Regions from separate parts of the Mus musculus genome. Here region 2 is linked to region 1. The links are chromatin loops, found by intact Hi-C in ENCODE. Cell type or tissue: left cerebral cortex. All regions are shown on one strand.

What was found. Hi-C counts contacts between places; a loop is a spot of excess contacts. Peaks named below come from ENCODE experiments on the same cell type or tissue, not always from the same donor. Only the 100,000 strongest peaks of a DNase experiment are listed, where the experiment ranks them.
Region 2: a loop joins it to region 1, with 2.4 times the contacts of the local background. A loop is called at or near these places in 2 of 42 quality-filtered maps.

Annotation. Positions count from the first base shown.
Region 1 is chr16:37,865,615-37,873,614 of GRCm38, reverse strand. Lrrc58 (leucine rich repeat containing 58) reads right to left here and starts at 5,215. Exons shown (of 4, transcript NM_177093.3): 1 at 4,635-5,215. The coding sequence starts at 5,119. In left cerebral cortex, a CTCF peak has its summit at 3,671; DNase peaks (open chromatin) are centred at 3,413, 4,225, 5,242, 5,520 and 2 more places; H3K4me3 peaks cover 3,691 bases; H3K27ac peaks cover 4,159 bases.
Region 2 is chr16:38,192,812-38,200,811 of GRCm38, reverse strand. Gsk3b (glycogen synthase kinase 3 beta) reads right to left here. Exons shown (of 11, transcript NM_019827.7): 7 at 6,818-6,915. Among named protein-coding and RNA genes, the nearest start is that of Gm25617, 39 kb to the right of the region's middle. In left cerebral cortex, a CTCF peak has its summit at 3,332 (motif pointing right); DNase peaks (open chromatin) are centred at 3,333, 4,257 and 7,950.

The DNA of each region.
Region 1 (8,000 bases):
CAGCAGAATACCTCAACATACCAGAAGATAAATAGTTTGCTTTTTTTTTTTGAGTTGTGGTGAATGGGGTCCCAGAAATCTCTAACTATTACAGGCCACTGTCAGTGCTTTGGATTATCCTCCAGATCTCCATGGTAAGACTAAATTGCTGAAGATATTATATATCTGAATCATAAAACACGGAGAAATCAAATGGGTACTGCCCAGGAAGCTTCGTCTCTCCTGGCTAGCTAGAAGGCGCTCTGTATGATACAGCAGAGGAAAGTAATCTCAGCCAGTGGTAAACCTTTCAAGCCACAGCACATGGTCTGAGCTTGAATCTGCCCACAGATGCAATAGTGGCATGGTGCTACGTTCTGACTGGATTTAAGGCCTTTTCCATAAAATCAAACCCATATTTGCCAATGTTAATGAAGCAAAACAACCTGTGGGTATGTCAGAGGCCTAATGGAAAACTAATATTATTCTAGTAAATGGATTAGTATTAAAAGGACTCCTAATGACTTACTGCTATATACAAGATTAGTGCATCTCTCAATTATAACCAGATTCTACTTCTTCTTGAAGTAAAAATAACAATTAATACTGAGCCCCACAACTGGTTGACATTCATAGAATAAAAGACCGAGGAGTGTTAAGTCCTAAATTGGACATCCATTTTACATAGACACATATATAGCTCATCAAGGCTTAGGAATTGTCAAGTAAGAAGGGGTAGAAAGACTCTCAAGAGCTAGAGGTGGTGAATAACTTCAAGGAAGCAGAATTTTCTAGACAGGAGAGGATCACTGCACATACAAATTCACAGCAATTATGACCTGTGTAAGCTCAATCCACACGGAATCCCAGCATGGAGTGGAGGAGGTGGATTCCAAGCGCCACCATTAACTGAGTTATTACTTAGGCATTTGATAGCTGCAGGGATGGGGAAAGTCAGTTTTCTTTAAGGGTGTAACCCCCAGTAGGTCAACCATATTCCAAAGCAAGGCCAACAACCAAGAGTAGCCAGGCAACACAAATATTGAATTTGGTGGGTTTAAAAGAAAATACAAAATGAGAGAGAACGTGGAAGTTGGGTGGGTCCAGAGGTAGGAGTGGACCACTATCAAAATGCATTGTGTGAAATTGAAGGAGGCCAACCCACAAATCTGATATATGAATGTAAACGGGGAGGAGTTTTTACTTAACTTTTGGCACACCCTTCTATGATCTTGTTGAGTTGCGCCTTCCCTAGGCTGTCCACCGAAGACAGCTTTAACATTCCAGGGATTAATTTTTAGTTTTGTCACAATCCTATCTTTATCTTTGATAACCACATTAAAAAGACACCAAGAAAAGGTCATCAAAACAGAAGACATCAAAGGGGGTGGGTGGGAAAAAGAGTCATGAAACTCAGTTGGCTCAGATTTAGTCTCCAAATGGATGCCATACAACCAATTTACTCAAAGTTTGCTGCTCAAGGAGTAATAAATTGATCTTTTACTCAATTAGTTTCTGAACTGAGAGGGATAAAACCTAAGTTCATTAGAAGAAGTGTCAAATGAGAACTACTACCTTTCAGCACTGTAAAACAAAAATGTTTGCCTACACAAAAGCCACAAACGTACATTTATTTGCTGATAAATCCTATACAAACAGAATTATATTTATAATATCCTGACTTCAGGGGAATGAAGTCAATCATAAAAATAAACAAGAGCTCCGTTCCAGCACCCATTTACTTGTTTTTTTTTTTTTTTTTTAATTTTTGCCACTAAGGGAAGGATCAACAAGTCTAGTGCAAAGATCTCATCTGAGACCTCCAGGAGACGCAGAGAGGCCAGTGGCACACGCAACCAAGACTTGTTATTCTTCCCTGGAATGTGACTAGTGGACACGAGGAGTTTCTGTGGCCTATATATGCTGTGTAATTAAAAAAAAACTGTTCTCTTAAGTGTTCTTTACAAGGACAGAATCTTCTTCATGTGCCAAAATAGTCAACCTGACTCAAGCAGTGGCTCTTGGCTGGCACGTGGAAGGCCATGCAGTCCACCCTCAGCAGCAGGGAGGGAGGAGCAGACCAGCCCACTACAGCACCTAGTACATGCCAGGCTCTGGAAGAACATGATGTTCAAGCGACTGTAACACCACCTCTCCATGTCCCACCAGTAATGAACTATCTCAGAATAGTTAGCAGTCTCTGGGAACTAAAATCACTCAACTCTTGCTGTGGCCTTGATCTGGCCTCAAGCAACTCATTCATACAAAATCTCAACTTCCTCATCCTTGAAAAGAAGGAAACGAACTAGGCCATGGTCAAAGCTGCTGCTTTCTTTAGGAGTACAATTCTGCAATGAGCCTTTTGGCCTACATCCAAGTAGAATTCATTATCTAAATCTTTGCTGATTCCTATTAGTAGAGAAATAAAGTGCAACAACAACAACAACCAGGATGCAAAAATTCAAGTCAAGAACATAGTGACCAACAGCCTTGCGTAGTTGTTGTCAGTACAGAAATCAGCTCAACCAGGTATACATGGCCTGACCCAATCCTCTGAATTGCGTATTTCCCAGAAAAGAAGCCTAGACACTCAAGTCCTAGCCCTAGCTGGCCACTGTGGAAAATTCTTGAATTTGGCATCAGAGACCCCAGTATTCAAATCCAGTTCTACTTAATAGGTTTGTGATCTTGAGAGAGACCTCATTTCTCTGAGCCCTTGTTTCTTCCTCTAAAAATGGAGAGTGCCTCATCTTAGAATCATTGACTACTCTCCCTGGGCTCCTCCTAATATGCTAGATTGTGGCTCACGCCTTTAATCCCAGCACTTGGGAGGCAGAGGCAGGTGGATTTCTGAGTTCAAGGCCAGCCTGGGCTACACAGAGAAATTCTGTCTCGAAACAAACAAAACCAAAAAAACAAAAATAACAAAAATAATAAAAAATTTTAAAAATACTTGATTGAAATAAAACACGACATGTTAAAATTAAGAGGAACCAAAGTCTGTCCAATGAACATAATCTCCCCTTACCTGTCCTATATCCTACCTTTCCCTAGTACTCCTGTTGTAGGTTACCGGTGTCTACCACAATGGCCTCCTAACCAGCCCCCAAATCCCTTCTCCTTCATTCAGCCCCTTGCCACTCCACAGGAACAAACATGTGCACTCAGAATACAACCCACACTCTATGGAAGTCTTCAAGATGTGACACCCTCTGAGTGTCCCCGGTTCTTTGCAATGATCATCTTTCAGCAGTTCTTTTCCTTGCTCCTGGACTTTCACACACACTCTTCTTTTTACCTGGATTGGTCCAATGGCTCACACTCAAATCTTCACTGTTACTTCCTTCAGAAGGCTGACTCAAACGGCACTTACTCAAGAACCAAAATAGGTCAAATCCCTGTCATTCTATCTCAGGGGATTAGCCCCAGAACTTAGGAAAATGTTGGGACACATCAAGTACTGTGTAAACATCTATCGAGGAGCAAATTAAGGGACACTGTGTCCAGATGCCTCATTTGGCAAACAGGAAGTGCTAAGTGACCAGCAGAAGGGTGAGATGTGAAGAAAAAGTCTTATTCCTGGGTCAATGTTTTCCCTGTTAACTCGAAGGTTCTTTCTGGCTCCACATTCTTTTATCTTGGCTAACCAATTAAAAGAGAGGAAAAATATTTAACAAGTGGAAGATGCTTTCTTGTTTTGCTTTGACTCCCCTGCAGGGCACATTAGAGCACTTCTATTATCCTCTCTGCACCTCCTCACTCCAGTACACTACTGACTAAGCCACTAGGAGATAGGACAGACAGTTCCTGTAAAGAAGGAATCACATTCAGTAACATACAGTAACACAGATACAATGGTATGATGTGTGACACACAGAGGAAGTAATTTGGCTCTAATTGTCCTGGGAACAGTTTTTTTTTTTTTTTTTTTTTTTTTTTTTTTTTTTTTTAGAATTACAGAAAAGACTCCTAAGATAAAATTTTGAAATGTGAATAGTTCCTCAGGGTCAAAGGAAGCGCAGCGTGGTTTTTTTTTGTTGTTGTTGTTTTTGGGTTTTTTTGTTTTTTTTTTTTGTACCCAACCCCAACCCCACAATTTAGTGAAGCTGCCTTTCTGGGTGTGTGTGTGTGTGCAAGGCTCACTGACTCCACAAATGGTACTTTGGGTATCGGGAAAAGAGGGGAACTGGAAATAAAAACCAAGGAAGTAGGTCAGCACCTCCTACGCCACGTTAAATGCCACTTTGATGCAAACGCATGGAAAGTCTCGGAAGACTTAACCAGTAAGAAATCGCCAACCTCTGTTAACGGGAGCCCTTTTGACTCCCTGTCTAGACTCAAGAAAGAAGGCGAAGTCCGGCTTAGTGGCGCATGTCTTTTAGCCCCAGATTTGGGAGGTAGAGGCAGGCGGAGCTCTGTGAGCTTGAGGTTAGCATGGTCTCCACAATGAATTCCAGAGTTCATTGGGGGGCGCGGGGGGCGTCGAAGACCTGCGGCAGGCCAAACACAACCCAAAGGCTACCACCCACCCACCCACCCTTGGTCAGACGCTACGGGTGACAATGGCTCGCCTAGTCCCCCTCCCCCTCCAACCCGGTGCCACGGAGCTCGGGCCACCGCCCCGCTCCCCACCCCCGGGACTCGCCGCCGCTCACCTCCGCAAGTTCTCGATCTCGGCGGGGATGCTCTGCAGCTGGTTGCCGCCCAGGCTGAGGGTCTGAAGGGCGCGCAGCTCCAGCAGCGAGGCGGGCAGCTCCTGGAAGCAGTTGCCGCTGAGGTTGAGCACTTGGAGGCTGCGGCAGAGCGGCGACTGGGCCAGGCCCTTGGGCAGCGAGCCCGGGCCGCCGAGCCGGTTGTTCCTGGCCAGCAGCGTGCGCAGGCCGCTCAGCGTCAGCAGCTCGGGCCCCAGCGCCGTGAGCGAGTTGCCGCTCACGTCCAGGAGCTGGAGGTGCGGGAAGCCGCCGCCCAACGCCCGCGGCAGCGACGTCAGGCGGTTGTAGGGCAGCAGCAGCCGCAGGAGAGCCTCGCGCGCGCCGCGCCGCTCCTCGGCGCGCGCCTCCAGCTCCGACTCCAACGCCTCGGCCGACACGCTGAGGCGGGACCAGTTGAGTTCGGCCTCCCCGAGCGCGGCCTCCTCCATCCCGCCGGATCCCGGGCCCGCGAGCCGAGGCGGCGCGCCCCGGAACCTAAAGCGAGCGCCGCGTCGGAAGTGGCGCGGCGCGGCCCGGTACGGCCCGGGCGCTCACCCCCGCGCGCCCTCCGAGTCACGCGATGGTCGGCGCCGGGTGCGCGCGCCGCTCCGGGGGCCGGGCTCCGCCTCACGTGGCGCACGGCGCGGCGTCCGCTGCGCAGGAGCCGAGGCCTGGCGCTCCCGGGAACCGTGTGAGGGAGCTGTGCTCGCCCGGGCGTCGCGGGGCTCGGTGGGCGAGCCGGAGGCCTGAGGCTCCCCGGAGCGGGCAGCTCGCCCTTTATAGTGTGGCACCCGGTGGTGGCCTTGGCCGCCAGAGTAAACAGCTCCGGGGCTGTTGATCCCGCCCGGGGGCCTGCGCGTCACGGGGCGCCGCCTCCTTTGTTCTCACTTGAGGCCGGGGCCCCCCCATTTTTGCGGGATCCAGAGAGAGTAGCCATGACGGGGACGTAGCCTGAGAATTTAATGTCTTCAGGAGAACGTGCTTGGTGGCCCCACGCCTCTCGTCCCCGCTCTGAAATGCAGAGGCAGCCGTACTGAGTCTGAGGCCCGCCTGACCTACATAGCCCAGGCTAGCCAGGGCTACACGGTGAAGAACAAAGGCCTCTTCGAAGCTAAAGCCAAAGTCGGAGATGGCTGTCGCCCCAGCTGGAAAGCATGCTTGAAGACCTTCCCTTCCCTGATTGCCTGTTGTTTCTTAAAGCATTGTCTAACGCGAGCGAGCCAAGACAGCCACAGCTATACAGTGAAACCTTGTTTGGAAAAAAAACAAACCCCAAAACAACAACAAAAAGCACCATTGTAAAAGTATTGTGTGTCCAATAAGAACTTTGTCCACGTCAATCACAGAATCACTCCTGTGGGCTTTGGTCCCTTGGGCATGGGAATGCGCTTGGGAGTTGGATATAGGAGCCCCCTTTATTAGATCTAGCTTACACTGAGCTCAGATGGAGAAAGCGTTCAAAGCACTCTGCAAGTGAGAACTAGATAGAATTTAACTGGGAAAGTCTTGACTCTAGCTCTAATTCACTAATTCCAGTAGATTTATTTTCATCCTGATCCCATTTCAATGTCAATCTTTTCTGAGATTTCGTTTTGTAATTTTAAAGTCATTAGTGGAAATAAGAGAAAAGCTTAGTTTCTTACCGAGCTTAAATACAAGAAAGTTAAAAGGTTATGTGATAACCAGTGGGATTAAATTGCTTTTTTTCCTAAAAATCATAACCTCATCTACTCAGTTGTGCAGATGAGAGACTTCATGCTACTTCACAGCTAAGCTTTATGATTGAGTTGTCATGTTTGTTAGTTTAAACAATCTATGAGTGGAATTTAAAAAATATGTGCCAGACATAGTAGTACCTGCTTTTAATCCCAACATTCAGGAGGCAGAGGTGGGAGTGTCTCTGTGAGTACCAGCCTGATCTACATAGTTTTAGGACTGTCAGGGTAACAAAAAAAAAGAAACCATGTCTAAAAAATAAAATAAAATCTGCAAGTGTCTTGAAGACATCTGATTTGGAAGTTCCTTTTTTAAAATGGACCTTATTTCAGATCAACCTAATATTCTAGAAGAAGCCCTACTGTGATCAAGAATACTTAATGCTTTAAAAATGTGTACTCTTGGTAAAACAACAAGCAGTAGCAATGTCAAACGAGGGAAAAAAACAAAACATGATTGAGAAAAAGAGCTAGCCTGTGTAAACATCAGGTAGTAGGGGAAAGATGATCTCAATAATAGAATCTGAAGCTATGCAGAAAGTCCTAAGTGGGGCAGAAACTCCTTTTTAAATAAACAGTGAAGGAAAGAGGGTAGAAAATGGAGCTGTAGCAAAGAAATGGGCAAACTGACAAAATTTAGAGTCTACTGCTTGAAGAGCTGTAGTATGACCTATTTTAATAAAGATTTGTGCTATCGATATCTGTTTGTTGAATTTAGGCTAGATGGAAGCAGATCGTCGAACAGAAACTGTCTTGTAAAAGTTGAACATGGTATTATTTTTGAAGCTATAACAAGAAAACGATCAATATCAACGTAAACAGTGTATCTCCTCAACCAGAATGGGCTCCCATGTAAAGAAAAGCTCTTCATTTTCATTTTTTAGTGCATGCCCTTATATTCAACTCCCTACCATTCACTGCAGGCACGATTTGTTTATAATTAAATTTTTTTTAATGTGTGGTTTTTGGAGACAGGGTTTCTCTGTGTAGCCCTGGCTGTCCTGGAACTCACTCTGTAGACCAGGCTGGCTTTGAACTTAGAAATCCGCCTGCCTCTGCCTCCCTAGTGCTGGGATTAAAGGTGTGCGCCACCACGCCCGGCTATAATTACTTTTTATGCAAGTGTAATAAGTCACGTGGTTCTTCACAGCTTGCTTATACATGCGTATCATTGTGGCTTTGCCTCTTCAATCCACCCTCACTCTCCCTTGCCACCCAGCCCTTCCCGCCAGACCTGCTTTCATATTATGTACACAGACGTCCTGCATATGAGGATGCAGTGTTTGTTCTCTTCTCCTTACCCCTTCCTGTCAAACCAACCCCTTCTTCCTTCCACTCAGTCCCTTTTCTGCACATACACACACATACCACAACACACGTACACACCACACACACACACACACACACACACACACACACACACACTACACCACACCACACACACACCACACCACACACACACACACACACACACGTACACACCACACACACACACACACACACACACACACACACACACACACACTACACCACACCACACACACACATACCACACCACACCACACACACACCACACCACACACACACACATACACACACACACACACACACACAC
Region 2 (8,000 bases), 330 kb before region 1:
CACACACAGAGAGAGAGAGAGAGAGAGAGAGAGAGAGAGAGAGAGAAAGAGAGAGAGAGAAATGGTTTATGTAATAAAACATTTACAAATCATTGGCATGTGTTCTCCAGGTAACACGGCACACATCAATCCTACAGCCCATTAATCTCAGACCCTGTGTAATCCACTAGTCATTTGAAGGATGGCTACACCCAAGTGTTCATTTCCTTGTGAGAATAAGGAAGAGGTGATTACACAGTTTAGTTTTTTTACCTATGTGGTTGATAGTTTCTACTGTTTCTCTCTCTGGTTGCTTCAGGGGTATTTTGTATGCATCTCTCTAGCACTATCACAGTCTACTGTACACTTTGTAGTGACAGATACAACCCTCTTAACCATATTCACTTGTTGCACATGGCTGTTTTGTAGGAAACAAATTGAACCCTGAAAGCATCTTTAAGAGGAACCACCTGTCTCAACATAAGAGGTAAAACAGACAAATGAGGAAATAGCAATCTAAACACAATTAAAAATATGGAAACAAACCTCAGGAGAACTCTAAGTAGGTACAGCTAGAGGAGATTGTCTCTCCCGCTTCCCTACGAATACAGCATTGAATGTGGAAAGTGAAGCACTCAGGCAGAGATTCCAGAAAATGTGTATAGAAAATGCTCAGGTGGGTTGGTACCCAGGGTGTACTTCCCACTTCTCGGAGGTGAAAGGGAGGGGCTGGGAGTAGGGGCAGCATGAGGTGGGGCTAGGAAGAGAGGGGGGCCTGCAGTCAGGATGTAAACTGAATAAATAATTAATTAAAAAAAGAAAATGAAGAGCTATATTTTTAATCCTAGAACAATGTCTAAACAACACAAGGAAATATTAACTTGAAAAGTCGTGGCAGTTAGTCCTTACTGTTGCCTGGGTAGGATTTACTATGAGGGGCTTCCATGAGCTGGGGTCCTGGATGAACTAGAGGAGAAAGCGGGCTAAACCACAGCATCCATGCGCTCTGCTTCCCAGGTAGGAATGGAGTGTGAGGGCTGCCTCAGGCTCCTGTGGCCGTGCCTTCCCTGCCTCGACTGGACTGTGTCCCCTGACTGGGAGACAAACCAAATCCTTCCTTCCATTACTGTCAGGTGCTTTGTCTAGGTCAGAAATAACTGATAAAAAAGCCGGCAGGAGCAAGGCCTGGCGGCTCACACCTATAGCCCCTGCTCTCAGGACACTGAGGCAGAACTGCCAAAGCTGACAATAGACAGGGTTACAAAACAAGTTCAAGGACAGGCAGGGATAGACAGTAATTCCCTATCTCAAAATTAAAACAAAGCCAACAGAGCCCCTGAGGCCACTGACATAATAAAAACACCAGGGCTGACACAATCATACAACATAAATTAAGGACTCTTGAAAACACCTTGATGGAGAGCGAGGAGCTGGTGTTCATGTAAGAAGATCCACGAGGCAGGCAGATGGGACAGAAGCAAACTCTATTCACACTGGCAGCTAAGGTAGAAAACAGTATGCTGATAGAAATAAGGGCTGCTCAGTGAACAAAGGTCAAGCTAAAAGTCTAAAACCTAGGGAGACCCCATGACAACAGAGCAAAGCCAACACCACAAGGAAAAGACATTTTAATAACCACTACAGCTCAACTTTGAAAGGCCTAGTTGTCACATTAATTTTTAATAGGTTTAGAGAGCATTTTACCTGATTTAACACAGCTAATGTTTTAAAATTGGACAGCTTAATTTTTTTCATTTTATGGATAGCATATTTAATAAGGACCGTATCACTTCAGAAACAGAATGAAGTTCAGTTGGATTTTAAGAAATAGGATTATTTTAATCTCCAAGAAACTTTGATGAAAGATACCTATTCACAAAAAAGAATACTTACTTATGAATTCCGTATAAATGAAGTCCCTCAACAACGTGAACTCGTCACTTTGCTCTATGCACTTTTCTCTAAGCACGGCAGTGCAATGTCCTAGTGAGCTCTTAATTGCCAACCTGACACAGCCTCAAGTCACCTGAGAAAGGAGTCTCAACTGAGGAACAGCCGGGATGAGACTGGACTATGGGGTATTATATGGGACTGTTCGTTGACTGATCCAGGAAAGCCCAGCCCAATGTGGAGGCACCACTTGCTGGGCAGGCAGGTCCTGGGCTGTGTAAGAGAGCCAGCTTAGCACGGATCTGCCAGTAAGCCGCCAAGCAGCATCCTTCCAAGTTTCTGCTGTACATCTTTAGCTATGAATGAGCTTCCTGGTCAGAGGTAATGCTGTGTGAGAATGGAGTAAACAGGCTTGTCACCAAGTTTCTGCTCTGACTTTCCTCAATGGCAGACTGCGACCTGGAAGTGTAAGCCAAATAAATTCTTTTCCCCTGAGGAGCTTTCGGTCAGCGTATTTTTTGTTTTGTTTTGAAATCACAGCAACAGAAAGGAAACTAGAATATTCACGTAGTAAAAGAGGAAGGAGAAATAATACTTATCACTCAGAGGTGGAATCACACTTCTATTGTAACAGAGTTTATGATCTGTCCATCTATGCAGAAAGTATCTTTTCTTCTGCCCATCATTCTATACTGTAGAGATGGGCAGGATGAATGGAAAATCAGGGATCTATCTGCTACATCCCTTTGGGATGTTTGTTCATCCCTTAAACAAAATCGTTTCAGCTAGATCTGGCATTGTCTACATTTCTTACAATATTTTTTCACCCACGAGTAACAAATTGACCCCACATGGAAAACATCAAAACAGATGCCAAACTGACATCCTGAAGTAAATAAATAAATAAACAAACACCACAGAAAGTATCTATAAAAAGCTCTGAAAAGGGTGTTTCTTGCATAGGTTTTTTTTTAAAAAAAAAAAAAACCAATTTTCTTATTTTTTGAGATAGTTATATCATTCTCCCGTTCCCTTTTCCCCCTCCAAACCTTACCACTTCCCCCACCCTTTCAAATTTCATGGCTTTGCTTTAACCTTTCACACATAGACAGGGACAGGTGTTGGGGGGGCGGAGCACACAAGAGCACTCAGTCAGAACGATGTTACTTGTATTACACATTGTCAGAGATAACCATTTGGACTGGATATCAATTAAGTATGCTCTTCCCTGAGAAAGCTATCTCTCCTGCTCTCAGCATTCCTTAGTTGCCTGTAGCTCTTAAGCTAGGGTTGAGGTCTCCTGAGCTTCGCCCTCTATGGCTGTCTAAAACCGACTGAACAAGGACTACACTACATCACAAGGACAACAGACAAAACAACTACAATAGGATACAATGCATGCAATGCATTACAACTACAATACTCAGAAGGGATTAGTTGCTTTTTTATGGCTCAACACCAGAGGGCACCAAACTTCAAAGAAGGAGCTGCAGGTGTAGCCGTTTTGTTTAAGCTGCTGTGTAGTAAAGAAACTATATTAGAACTGGTACTCCTCTGCTCAAAATCCTGCAGTGGCTTTCTAACTCCCTAGAATATAGTATGCACCTACTGCCCACAGCTCTAGGTTCCTCGTTCCTGGTACACTCAATCTATCAGCCCTGCATTCACAACCACAAGCTGTATTTAAAACAGGCCTGTCTTCAGGTAAACTGCTAAGCATTACCTTCCTCTTTAAATAGTTTATGTGTTTCCATGGTGAAGACTCAGTTCAAGGGTTAGATTCTTAAGAAGAAGCCTTTCCAGATAGCACTGCAACAGAAACCCAGCGTCTGCACACTGCTCACACTGCTCAGTTACCAGAGATGACACAGCCCACTCCTTGGTCTCGCTTGTTTCCTCTAAACCTACCTTTGAGCTCCTTCAGTTCAACAACTTCTACATTCCAGGCCCAATCCCAAGATAAAATCCTTCACTAACTCAATACACGCAGCTACAAGGGTGTATACCCTGAAAGACTTTCTAAAAGGATAAGGGGTGTGCTGGCTAGTTCTATGTCAACATGACATAAGATAGTGTCATTTGGGAAGAGGGACTCTCAATTAAAAACAATACCTCCATAAGACTAGCCTGTAGAGAAGTCTAAAGTGCATTTTCCATGGCTGAAGATTGAAATGGGAGGACCCATGTCACTGTGGGTGGTGGTACCACTGGGCTGGTGATCCTGTGTGCCATAAGAAAGCAGGCTGAGCAAGCCATGAGCACAATCCAGTAAGCAGCACATCTCCATGGCCTCCACTTCAGTCCCTGCCTCTAGGATGCTGCCTTGAGTTTCAGCCCTGACTTCCCTCAGTGATGGAGTGTGGCCTGAGAACTGCAAGCTGAAATAAAGCATATCGCCATCCATTTATTCAATGATGATGACATCACCATCTGTTTCTTGAACGATGACACAGGCTGGTGTCATTCACATCTTGGCTACGACAAACAATGCTGCAATGACTATCCGAGGGCGCAGCTTTCACACTCTCAAGTATTCGGGATAGATACTCGTGCAGGAGGGGACTTGATCATGCTATAATTAAACATTTGTCTTCTAAGGAACCTTCAAATATTTTTCCATACTGTCTGTGCTAATTCACAGTTCCATGGATTGTATAAATGTTCTCTCCTCCACAAAAGTGTAATAAGAAAGATAGATTCCAACTTTATTCTTCTGAACATACATACCCAGTAGTCTAAGTACTACTGCCTGTAATTACGGTTTTCTCACAGTGAATTCTCTTAGAATACATGTCAAAAAAAAAATCAATTGGCCATAAATGTAAAGATTTATTTCTTGGCTCTCAATTATATTCCATTTCTATACGCATGCAAGTTCTACATTCTCTTACTTACTGTAACTGCATGATTAGTTTTGAAACTAGGAAGTGGAAGCCTTCTAATCTATTCTTTATTAGAACTGTTTTTAGCTATCAGCCTTTGCTTCATAAACTTGGAAACAAGTTCTGTCCTTCCATAAAAAGGTAACTATTCTGTGATTATATAAAAAAAACCATATGAGCACCAAAGTAAAACCATTCATCTGCTATATATTTGCAGAAACAAAACATTAAAAAAATTCCAGGTGAATCTCAGCCTAAGCAGAATATTCAAGAAAGGGCAATGTCTGAAAATCTTGGGGTAAACAAACCCCCAAATGAATACTATTTCTGTTTCTGCAATTTTAAAAGTAGGAACCAGAGGGGTTAAGGACACCAAAGAAAACTCACAGAATCAACTAACCTGGACTAACTGGGGCTATGGAGAGGGAACCTGAATGGGTCTGACCTAGGTCCCCTGCATATGGTTGTGTGTACCTTGGTCTTCTTGTGGGACTCCAGGGAGCAGTAGGAGCAGGGCTGTCTCTGACTCTTCTGACTGGTTGGGGATCCTTTTCCTCCTACTGGGTTGCCTCTTCCAGCTTAATTAAGGAATGTGCCCAGTCTTATTACAACCTGATAGGTGTTTGGTTGATACCCATGGGAGGCCTGCTCTGTTCAGAAGTTCTGAGGAGTTGATGGGAGTGGGGAGAGGGAGAGATTGGGATGAGAAGAGGGAGGGGAAGCTGAAGTTGGGATGTAATATATGAGAGAATGATAACAAAAATGTATCACTCCCTTTGAGATACACAGGAGGTCTCTGTATCTAATGCCTAGTTCTTATTTCTTCTAAGAACTGAACACCAGTTCAATAATCCTAGCGTAATACTGGAACTAGGACTTCTTTCATGTTTCTCTTGTATGTATCACACACATATATTTAAAAAGTACAAAGGGTCTCATAAATACTGAAGAGTACTTTGTACATTTGAAAAAGCCCTTCTCCAAGATTGCTTTGTCCTTACATGATTTCTACCACTTGTTTCTAATCAGTAAGAAGAAAGCAGTATTGTTGACAAAGTTAAGAGTTCAGCCTGAAAGTGCAAGGCCAGCATTGTCTATAGAGTGAGTTCCAAGATAACCAGGGCTACATGGAAAACCCTGTTTTCCAACACAACAACAACAACAAAAAGAGGTGACCACAGTGGTCTCAGCTGTGAAACCCAATTCCAGAGAGTTAGGGAAGATGACCTCTTCAACTATATTTGGACCCAGTAGCTTTAAATCCCTATTTTTCCTGATATTAAAAGGAAAAGCAATGTTAAATTATGACACAGATCTTAAAATAATCTGATCACGTGGCTGGAAAGGTGTCTTAGCACAGACTGTTTTCCCAGACGTTTGATTCCCAGAACCCATGTGGCAGCGGCTTACAATGATCTGTAATCCTTCCAGTCTGAGAATCCAAACGATCCAACACTCTCTACTAGCCTTGGAGAGCACTATGAACACATGTAATACACAAATGCACATACAGGCCAAAAAGAGGGGGGGGGGGAGAGAGAGAGAGAAAGAAGGAAAGGAAAGGAATCCATACAATAAAAATAAATCTTTAAAAAAGGAAGCCAATGTTTCCCCCCTCCCCAACCTGCTCTGTAGCACAGCTTGTTAAATGACCTACAACCCCTTTCTCCTTTTTTATCCTCTATATGCTTGTACATGAAGGCCCAAGGCTAGGTAGGTCTCAGCAATTGTCCTTGGTCACGACTCCACTGCATTCATTTAAGCAGGGTCTCAATCGAGCGGAGAGCTTGTAGACATGGCTTCTCCTCCCAGGCAGCCTGCTCAGGGCTCTCTGGGTGGGAATGACAAGCCCAGGAAACACTCATGTGGGTCTCTACTCTGGGAGCTGGCTCTACTTCTAATGCTTGCACCTCGAGGGCTTTCACTTCTGAATCACGTCCCCAGCCTCCTTTCCCACTGTAAAGGTATTGCTTTGTGTGCTTGTGTGTGTGTGTGTGTGTGTGTGTGTGTGTATGTGTGTAACATTTTTGGTTCAAAAGTACAAAAGTGTAAATCAACCATCTCACCTTTATTATTTCCACCAACTGATCCACACCACTGTCCCCAGGAAATATTGGTTGTCCTAGCAACAATTCAGCCAACACACAGCCTGCAGACCATACATCTGAAGAAAAAAACAAAAGAAAAGTTTATCACACTAAATATGAAGTGAAATGTATATTTAACTTAGATCGCATAGTATTGATTAAATCCAAATATGACAATAATTTAGTCAAAATCAGTGATGGTTTCATTCCAAACATTGTTAATTTTTTAAAAGTACCTATTCATATACTGGAATCCTTTTTATTTTTTAATAAATAATTATTTTTATAAATATTTAACTTTCACAAACCTATTCTGTATGCCTGAGAAAGAGTGAAAAGAGAGAGACAGAGACAGAGACTGACTCAGTACATGTAGCCCCGGGTTGGCTGGATTTACAAGAGATTTGCCTACATCTGCTTTCTGTGTACTGAGATTAAAGGCAAGTACACTACCTACCCAGTCTTCTATAAATCTTACAAAGTCTTAAGAAGCAAGATCCTGGCTACAGTTATGGCTTATCCATTAAGAAAGACTACTTGCTGCTCTTGCACAGAACCTAGTTCAATTCCCAGCATCCATGTAATGGCTCACAACCACCTATATCTCCAGAGATTTGACACCCTCTCTGACCTCCACAGGCACTAATGTATGCATGTGGTATGCATACATACATGCAAAAACACACGCATAAACCAAATTTAAAAGGCAAGCATCTTAGATCCAAATCCATGTTTTCTACAATGTGCCAGGTGATCTGGCTCTGATTATTTTAGAAGGACTGTTCAGATTTTTGTAGACCCTGGCACAACTCAATCTATTATCTTGTGCATAGATCATATATAGCTAACTAGTATCAAATATTTGACTAGAATACTAATCAAATACTGTATCCAGTGGCATTTGCAAGGACAAAGGACTAAACTTTCTCTTGGAGACAGCTGAATTAGTAAGCCCAGGAAAGACTGTCGCCTACAGTACTTGAGTAACGTTTTATGAAGAGCAGGCAGAATCAGGGTCTCCACGTGGCAGCTCAGATACTGTTTTCTCCAGTCAGCTTCTCTGCAGCACTTCTCACTTATTCAGTCACATACGCCATGTTCCTACAGCCACAGTAAGACAGCACCACACACGGCACCACACACACTCCCTCCCTCCTCTCCT